Regions from separate parts of the Homo sapiens genome. Here region 1 is linked to region 2. A link is a loop called in an ENCODE intact Hi-C map of the cell type or tissue named here. Cell type or tissue: uterus. All regions are shown on one strand. Region 1 has its middle 140 kb from the start of DNAJC10. Region 2 overlaps PDE1A (phosphodiesterase 1A).

Region 1 (4,000 bases), 190 kb before region 2:
CTGCCAGCGGATATAAAGCAGGCAGAAAAACATGAAAAGGAGAGACTGGCCTAGCCTCCCAGCCTACATCTTTCTCCCGTGCTGGATGCTTCCTGCCCTCACACATCAGACTCCACGTTCTTCACCTTTGGGACTTGGATTGGCTTTCTTTGCTCCTCAGCTTGCAGACAGCCTATCGTGGGGCCTTGTAAGTTAACACTTAATAAACTCCGTATATATATATGTTTGTGTGTGTGTGTGTGTGTATAAAAAAATATATAAATATATATAATATATAAATATACATATGTATATATTAATATATATAATATATAAATATACATATGTATATATATTAATATATATACATATGTATATATAAATATATAAATATATATATCCTATTCTGTCCCTTTAGAGAACCCCGATTGATATTACTAGAATTTTATATATTATATGAAAGTATATTTTTGCTGAATCGTTTAAAATAAATTGCAGAGATCATCACCCTTTACCTAAATATTCTAGCCTGCATTTCCTAAGAACAAAATTATACATAGTTACAATTCCATTATAACTAAGAAATTACTAACGATTTGCTAATGTCGTATATTCCTCACTAATATATGAATATCATCATCTGTCCCCTAAATGTCTTTAATAGACAAATTTTTCAAACCAGGATCTATTAAGATTCCTGCATTGCATTTTGTTGTTGCGTCCCTTTAGATTCTGTCCTAGTTTAGTGATAGCCCCTCGTTTGTTTTTCCCTGTGAAATTAGCTTTTTGAAGAGACTAGTATAGCTGTCTTGAGAAATGTCCCACATTCTGTATTTTTTTTAAAAAATGATTTCCTTATGGCATCGTTCAGCTTGTTTCTCTCTGTCCTCTATTTCTGTCAATCTGGAAGTTAGTCCCAAAGCCTCAGTGAGATTCAGATGAAACATTTTTGACAGGATCAGTGATGTCTTTATATTTTACACCCAACAGTTACATGAAAGCAGGTTTTCCTCCCACAGTTTGCTAAGCTTGATCAGTGGGTTAAGAGAGGGTCATTACAATGTAGTCATAAACTACATTGTAAACGGTATCAGGTATTTGCCAAGCAGTCTATAGAATAACGTGCGAGGCAGAGCCCATTTCTCACCAGCCTTACCCCAAATGGCTTTAGCATTCTTTGGTCTAATTAAATCATTATTTCATTGGGGATTTAAAAACAGAGATGAATTAGAATTCCTCTAAAAAGGAAAGTTAGATGTTGAATTCTTTCATTTTAGTTATCACTTTCTAGAGTAAAGATTGGGCACTGTTGTCTCCTCTAGTGGTGGCAAATAAGATTTATCTTTCACTTTTTTTTTTTTTTTTTTTTTGAGACAGAGTCTCGCTCTGTCGCCCAGACTGGAGTGCAGTGGCGCAATCTTGGCTCACTGCAAGCTCCGCCTCCCGGGTTCACACCATTCTCCTGCCTCACCTCCCGAGTAGCTGGGACTACAGGCGCCCACCACCATGTCCGGCTAATTTTTTGTATTTTTAGTAGAGACGGGGTTTCATGGTGTTAGCCAGGATGGTCTCGATCTCCTGACCTCGTGATCCGCCCGCCTCAGCTGGAATTACTCGCGTGAGCCACCGCGCCTGGCCTATCTTTCACTTTTAAAACACTGTAGGCCTTATAAATGTTTAGCAAGAGGTTTTACAATGAAGTAGAAAATTTCCTAGCAAGTCCAGGGCTGATAGGAATTGGATAGTAATTATTGTCATACTTTTCTAAACTGGTTTATAGTGATTGTGATTTAAGGTAACAAACTTGGAACCATGAGAAGAAAGAGCCAGTTTGTTTAAAGGAATAGTGGATGATTTTCTTCTCTTTCCTTCCTCCTGTACCTGTTTTCCTGCAGAGTTATATCAGAAGAGTGTTCTCCTAGATTGCCAGAAGAGGAGAGATTATTGTATGAATTTTCTCCTCATTCTTCTTTAGTGAAAGCTCTTCCTTCCCTTGTCTTCTACCTCACCAGTTCATGCAAAATGGGCTTCGTATAAGCACATAAAACACACTCCTAAGAAGACATTCTCCCGACTTCCATTCTTTCAATAACAAACAAATATTGAACATTTGCTCAATGTCAGGCACAGTGTCAGTTCCTGGATCTGTAGAGACATAAAACCACCCAAAAAAAGTCTCTGCCTCTCAGGAATTATAGTTCAGTTAGAAAACATCTTTCTAAGGGGAGTTAGCTGACACTTCAGTTCTAAGAGAAATAAGCTATGGGCTGTCATGAGGTCATCACAAAGATGACTTTGCCACATGGTTAGCTTTTCTTAGGAAGTGAACATAGAGTAAGGTCAATTTTTAAAAGGACCTTTTCTGGATAATGAGACATGGTTGAGTGACTGCTGTGTTGTAGATTTAGAATTCTGCTGGCATAATGGATCATGATACTGTTCTTGAAAAGTTGCTACTACACCGGAGACCTGAAAGTTATTTGAGCTTTTTTTGCTACTCTCGGAAATCAGATTTACTGGCATTTAAAACATTTTCTATGATTGACATTATTATTATTATTATTATTTTTAAATATAAACTTATTGTTTAATTTAGTAGTTAGCATCCTATTTTGCTCTCACATAACAGGAAAGTGCCATTGAATGTTATCTTTAATCCAGCAATAAGCAGTTCTTGTATTTTACCAATTTTTAATTTTAACAATGATGTAGAGAGAGACATCAGCTTCCTTATAATTCATGACATTTGCCTTCACAGATCCATACTCACTTTAGACAAAGAATTAGAAAATAAGAGGCTTAACAAACCTCCAAAGTCTCAAAGTTTGTGGTAATCATTTTATGCTATTTTCTTGAAATTCTCTTTGTCCAGTCCTATCATCTCTTCTATGATTTGATTGGTAGAATAATAATGAGGGTATTTACATTATTCTTTTTTCATTCTCTTCCTCTTGGTGATATTTCAATGACCCCTATTTTAAAAGAAAGCATATGAAAAACATGATCTTAAAGGTTTGAATTGCAAACTAAAAATTTCAGTTTCATCCATGAAAATAGCTCTTACCATTCTTCTCATAATCAGGAAGCATTCAAGGATAAATTGTTGGCACCCATTAAAATAAAAGCTACAGTCAGCTTTCTAATCTTCATATGAGTATTTAAACATTAGCATCTACTTAAAATGAATTAGCCACTTATTTTATAGCAGTTGCTGTTGCCAGCTGTTGCTCTAAGAACCTTACGAATGATTTTGTTATAATATCCATATCAACTCAATGAGCTAGGTACAATTATTAGTCTCATTTTACAGATGAGGAAATTAAAGCAAAGAGATGTCAAATGACTTACCCAGTGCTCCACAGGCAACAAGTGCCTTTATCTCTATCCCGTGCCATTTTCTCATACAGCTTTTCATGTCTAATATATGGATACACAAATCCTTAAGCTCTCCACTATCTGGCCCAACTCAGAAGCAAGATGAAGAAAGCATTAGGTATTAATGACTGAAGGACATATATTGCTCCAATTATTTTAGGTTTCCTTTTTACCCTATTTTAAACAATAAGAAAATGATCATATTGAACACTGACCGTTTCTAAAATAGACTTCATTACTGTGTCTGATGCCAGGCCTTTCTTTTATTGGTGTATGCTCTAAGAAACAACTTCATAGATTTGTCGCTGTATTTGACATGACAATGCTACTGAGGGCTTTGTCTACTGTATTACTTTGTCTCACATTGTAAAGACCTGAGTGAAGAACATATTTTAAAATTTAGTGATAAGAAAGGGATTTGCTCTCACTGATAATCTCCCTGCCTTTTTCAACAGTCATTTACAACTGTCTCTATTTCTCTTTCACTTTGGTTACCAGGAATAACATATTTAGTTTAGTCAAATATGTGTCTTAGAGTCAAATATGAAGCTCAGTATTAAAAATGTTTTAAAGTAGGTTCTTACAGTCTGCATTTTTCTATTTTATTTTTCTATTTTATACTCTCTACTTCCCTTCTCTTTATGTC
Region 2 (4,000 bases):
TCAGCCTCCTGAGTAGCTGAGATTATAGGCATGCACCACCATGCCTGGCTAAGTTTTGTATTTTTATTAGAGATGGAGTTTCACCCTGTTGGCCAGGCTGGTCTCAAACTCCTGATCTCGTGATCTGCTCGCCTCCGCCTCCCAAAGTGCTAGGATTATAGGCGTGAGCCACCGTGCCTGGCCTAATATAACGTTTATAAGCAACTTGTACTTTCTGTGCAACACATGACATTACACTGATACATTCAACAAAGGCCCTTTAAAAGGGCAATTCGCCACCATCCTGTGAGCCTTATAATGTAACGCTTCATTGACTACTCTGGCAACTATTCTAAATCACATTTTGGCCTAATTAGATATCCCAACAGTGAATTCAGATGTTTCATGACTGGGCTAGAAAGAGCATGATGATGAAGTGGGAGCTGATAGAAAGCTCCCCTTCCTCCCAGTATTCTAGATGAAAAATAACATAGTCTGTGTTAAAAATCTGTTACAACTTCAATAGTTCTATTTCTTCTGAGAAATGTAAAAAAAAAAAAAAGTACACATTCATGAAGAAAGAGAAAACCTATCACAATCATATCAGAGTAACCATATAATTTGACTGTCTACATTCCTGTCCTGACCACTTCTAGATTCTAAGTGCTTAGAGCTCATTACTACTTCTCCATGTCCATCACTGCTTTGGCTCAAATACAACCATCACATCTGCCATGGCTAGTAATCTTGACTACGAAGTCAACAGGTATTCTTCTCCCAGACACACTACAGTATGCCCTGTATCTGACTTCTCATTTCTAGGATACTGGTGCATTTTTTAGTGCTCTTCAGCATAGTAACTGGTCATGGCCCAGCTGAGGTTCATTCAGTGATATTTATTGCTTTATTAAATAACTATTAGTCTGGTTACCTTGTGAACTGGATTCTGCTAGGCACTATCCATGCCTAATAATTATCCTCAAATAATAATCCTTATAATTATCTAATTATAACTATCCTAAAGTTGAAGAAATAATTTTCGCAATTAAAAATTCTACAAATGTTCATTGAAAACAAACAGTTAAGGACAAAAATTATAAGATTACCTGCAACATGAATTTCAAATTTTTGCAAAATGACTCTTTCAAAAGATCCATTGAAGATAAATTTTAAATTGTTTTTATTTGTTATAAAATTAGCACATATACCATTCTTCTCAAAACGAACCAGAAAATGTATCACATTGCCGTGAGTGGGCAAAGGGCATGATCTATTTTACCCGGGCAGGAGAGACAGAAAGCTAGGAAAGTTAAAGAGGAGCTGGGGCTGGGTGCGGTGGCTCACGCCTGTAATCCCAGCACTTTGGGAGGCCGAGACGGGTGGATCACGAGATCAGGAGATCGAGACCATCCTGACTAACATGGTGAAACCCCGTCTCTACTAAAAAAATACAAAAAAGTAGCCTGGCGTGGTGGCAGGAGCCTGTAGTCGCAGCTACTCGGGAGGCTGAGGCAGGAGAATGGTGTGAACCCAGGAGGCGGAGCTTGCAGTGAGCTGAGAGCGTGCCACTGCACTCCAGCCTGGGCGACAGAGCAAGACTCTGTCTCAAAAAAAAAAAAAAAAAAAAAAGAGGAGCTGGGTCTTCTAAGATGACTTGGCGTTTAAGAGGAGAATCAGGGAGAAAATAGGTAAATGTAGAGAGGCATGATAGAGTAAAGGACCATAGTAAGCATTTAAAGAAAGGGTAGAGAAAACAAAATTAAAAGAAAATGTGATTTTGATAGATTTTGTATGCCACGTTCAGAAGTGTACCATCAGGATGGTAGTCCAGAATTTCCAGCTTTGCCTGTGAATTGCTACAAAGTAAGGGGCTCCTCCAAGTCCCTGGACCATCAAGGATGGAATAGAACAATAGAAAAGATCTTCATCCTCACTGAAACCTCTCCTACTGCTGTAGACTAAGCAAGATGATCCTGAAAAATACCCACTTTTGGAAAGAAAAATATTTCATAAATAAATACATGCATATCTTTATTTTAGATGGAATACTGAAGTGAGGACAATCCTGTTAACATTTTATGCTTAAATTATTTTATGTTATATTACTATACATTTTGTTCTAATTTACCTTTACAGGAATATTTAGTCATTCAAAATCCTTGCCTTTGAGTACTGCTTTATTCCTGTTTGTGCTGTTAAAGTTCAGCCAGATGGAACTTGTCCAAGCCCTTATTTCTATCAGACGTTTGAACAGCTGGGATTCTGTAGTTTCTGAGTTTGAAGAAAAAAGATCTGCAGAGATCCTGTCAGCAAGGGCCATGTGCTTTCATGATCTCTCCTAGAGGCTTGATATTCACACAGTTTCATTTGAAAGAAACTGACATTTGTAATTTATGTCAGGATGGAAGAGAGAGTGAGAAGGAATTGCATCTAATATCTGGCTTTTAACATTGCAGGACTTTTGTGATTGCTTTGCTAAATCCATTTTAGAACATTGTAATTATGTTGTTATTCTATCTTGTGAAGTATTTGGCATGAAGCAAAGATTTAAGTAGTTCTAGGATGGAATTTTTTTTTACACTGTTGAAAAAACGGAAGTTGTTATTTTAAATTGTGAAAGTAGGTATCAGTGGGATTTACACAAAACTATTTCATCCTTATTCTCATTTTTCAATTGCTTAACATAATCTTCATGAAAACTAACTTTAAAAGTTTTGTCAAAAATAAAATTCAACTTGTTTCATGTTGCCCTTGGGGACATGCTGAGAGTCTGAACAAATGCTATGTTTAGATTAGGACTATCTAGTTTTGATACAGATAAAGCTATGTTAAAATAAGAATGACCTTTAAAAATCCAAAAATACTGGATAATACGAAGATTTTGTAGTAAAAAGCTGTAATAACAAAACAGCAGGATTTTCATAGTAGTGTAGTTCTGACTGGAAGTCAGAAGATTTGAGATTGACAGCTGTTGAACAATACAGTGCATAACATGAGTCATATATGGTAGCATTTTATTTGGATAGTTCATTAGTTGCATATTGGACCTCATTAAACACTTAAATAGCGTTAAGCTTTAAGACAGTAACATGCAAACGGGTCTAAGTGTAACTTACAGAGTTCCTTCAATAATTATTTGTATCACAGCTAATACTTGGAAAATCACTATGGTCATGACAAGAGTATTAGAGTAGAAAGGGACTCCTAGAAATCACTTGGTGGCAATTTTTAATTAATTGAGGTGTAATTTATATACTATATAACACAGGTCTTAAGTACTTAGTTCAATAAAATTTGACAGTTGTTGACTCAGTATGCAAACACATCACCAATTAAAACATTGAACATTTTTATCTTTCCAAAAAGGTTTTTCATGGCCAGGTCAATATTGATACGCCCCCTTCACCCAGAAACAATCTTGTTCAAATTTGTATTACAGTAGCCTAGTTTTACCTGCTCTAGAACTTCATAAAAATGAAATGACTCATTATGCAAACTTTTGTGTTGGGCTTCTTTAGCTCAATATAATATTTTTGAGATAATTCATGTTGTTTTGTTATCAGTATTTGATTCTTTTTAAAAAATGTCTGGGCCGGGCACGGTGGCTCACGCCTGTAATCCCAGCACTTTGGGAGGCTGAGGCGGGTGGATCACGAGGTCAGGAGATCGAGACCTTCCTGGCTAACACGGTGAAACCCCGTCTCTACTAAAAATACAAAAAATTAGCCGGGCGAGGTGGCGGGCACCTATAGTCCCAGCTACTCAGGAGGCTGAGGTAGGAGAATGGCATGAACCCTGCGGGGAGGAGCCTGCAGTGAGCCAAGATCGCACCACTGCACTCCAGTCTGGGTGACAGCAAGACTCTGTCTCAAAAAAAAAAAAACTGTCTGAATTGCATTTTGCTGTATGAACACAATACAATTTCTTCATCAAATTTCCATTTGTGGACGTGTGGTTTATTTTCATGTTGGGATTGTTATGAATAAAGCTACTATGAACATATTTGTACAAGTCTTTTTGT

What was found. A loop is a pair of places that touch in the nucleus more often than their neighbours do. Peaks named below come from ENCODE experiments on the same cell type or tissue, not always from the same donor. Only the 100,000 strongest peaks of a DNase experiment are listed, where the experiment ranks them.
Region 1: it touches region 2 in a loop (7-fold over the local background); 1 of 110 quality-filtered maps calls a loop at or near these places.

The regions. Positions count from the first base shown.
Region 1 is chr2:182,570,218-182,574,217 of GRCh38, reverse strand. It overlaps a transcript of PDE1A not described here. Among named protein-coding and RNA genes, the nearest start is that of DNAJC10, 140 kb to the left of the region's middle. In uterus, no CTCF peak of the experiment used is centred here; no DNase peak of the experiment used is centred here.
Region 2 is chr2:182,377,715-182,381,714 of GRCh38, reverse strand. All of the region lies in intron 1 of PDE1A (phosphodiesterase 1A), which reads left to right. Among named protein-coding and RNA genes, the nearest start is that of PDE1A, 47 kb to the left of the region's middle. In uterus, no CTCF peak of the experiment used is centred here; a DNase peak (open chromatin) is centred at 2,214; H3K27ac peaks cover 532 bases.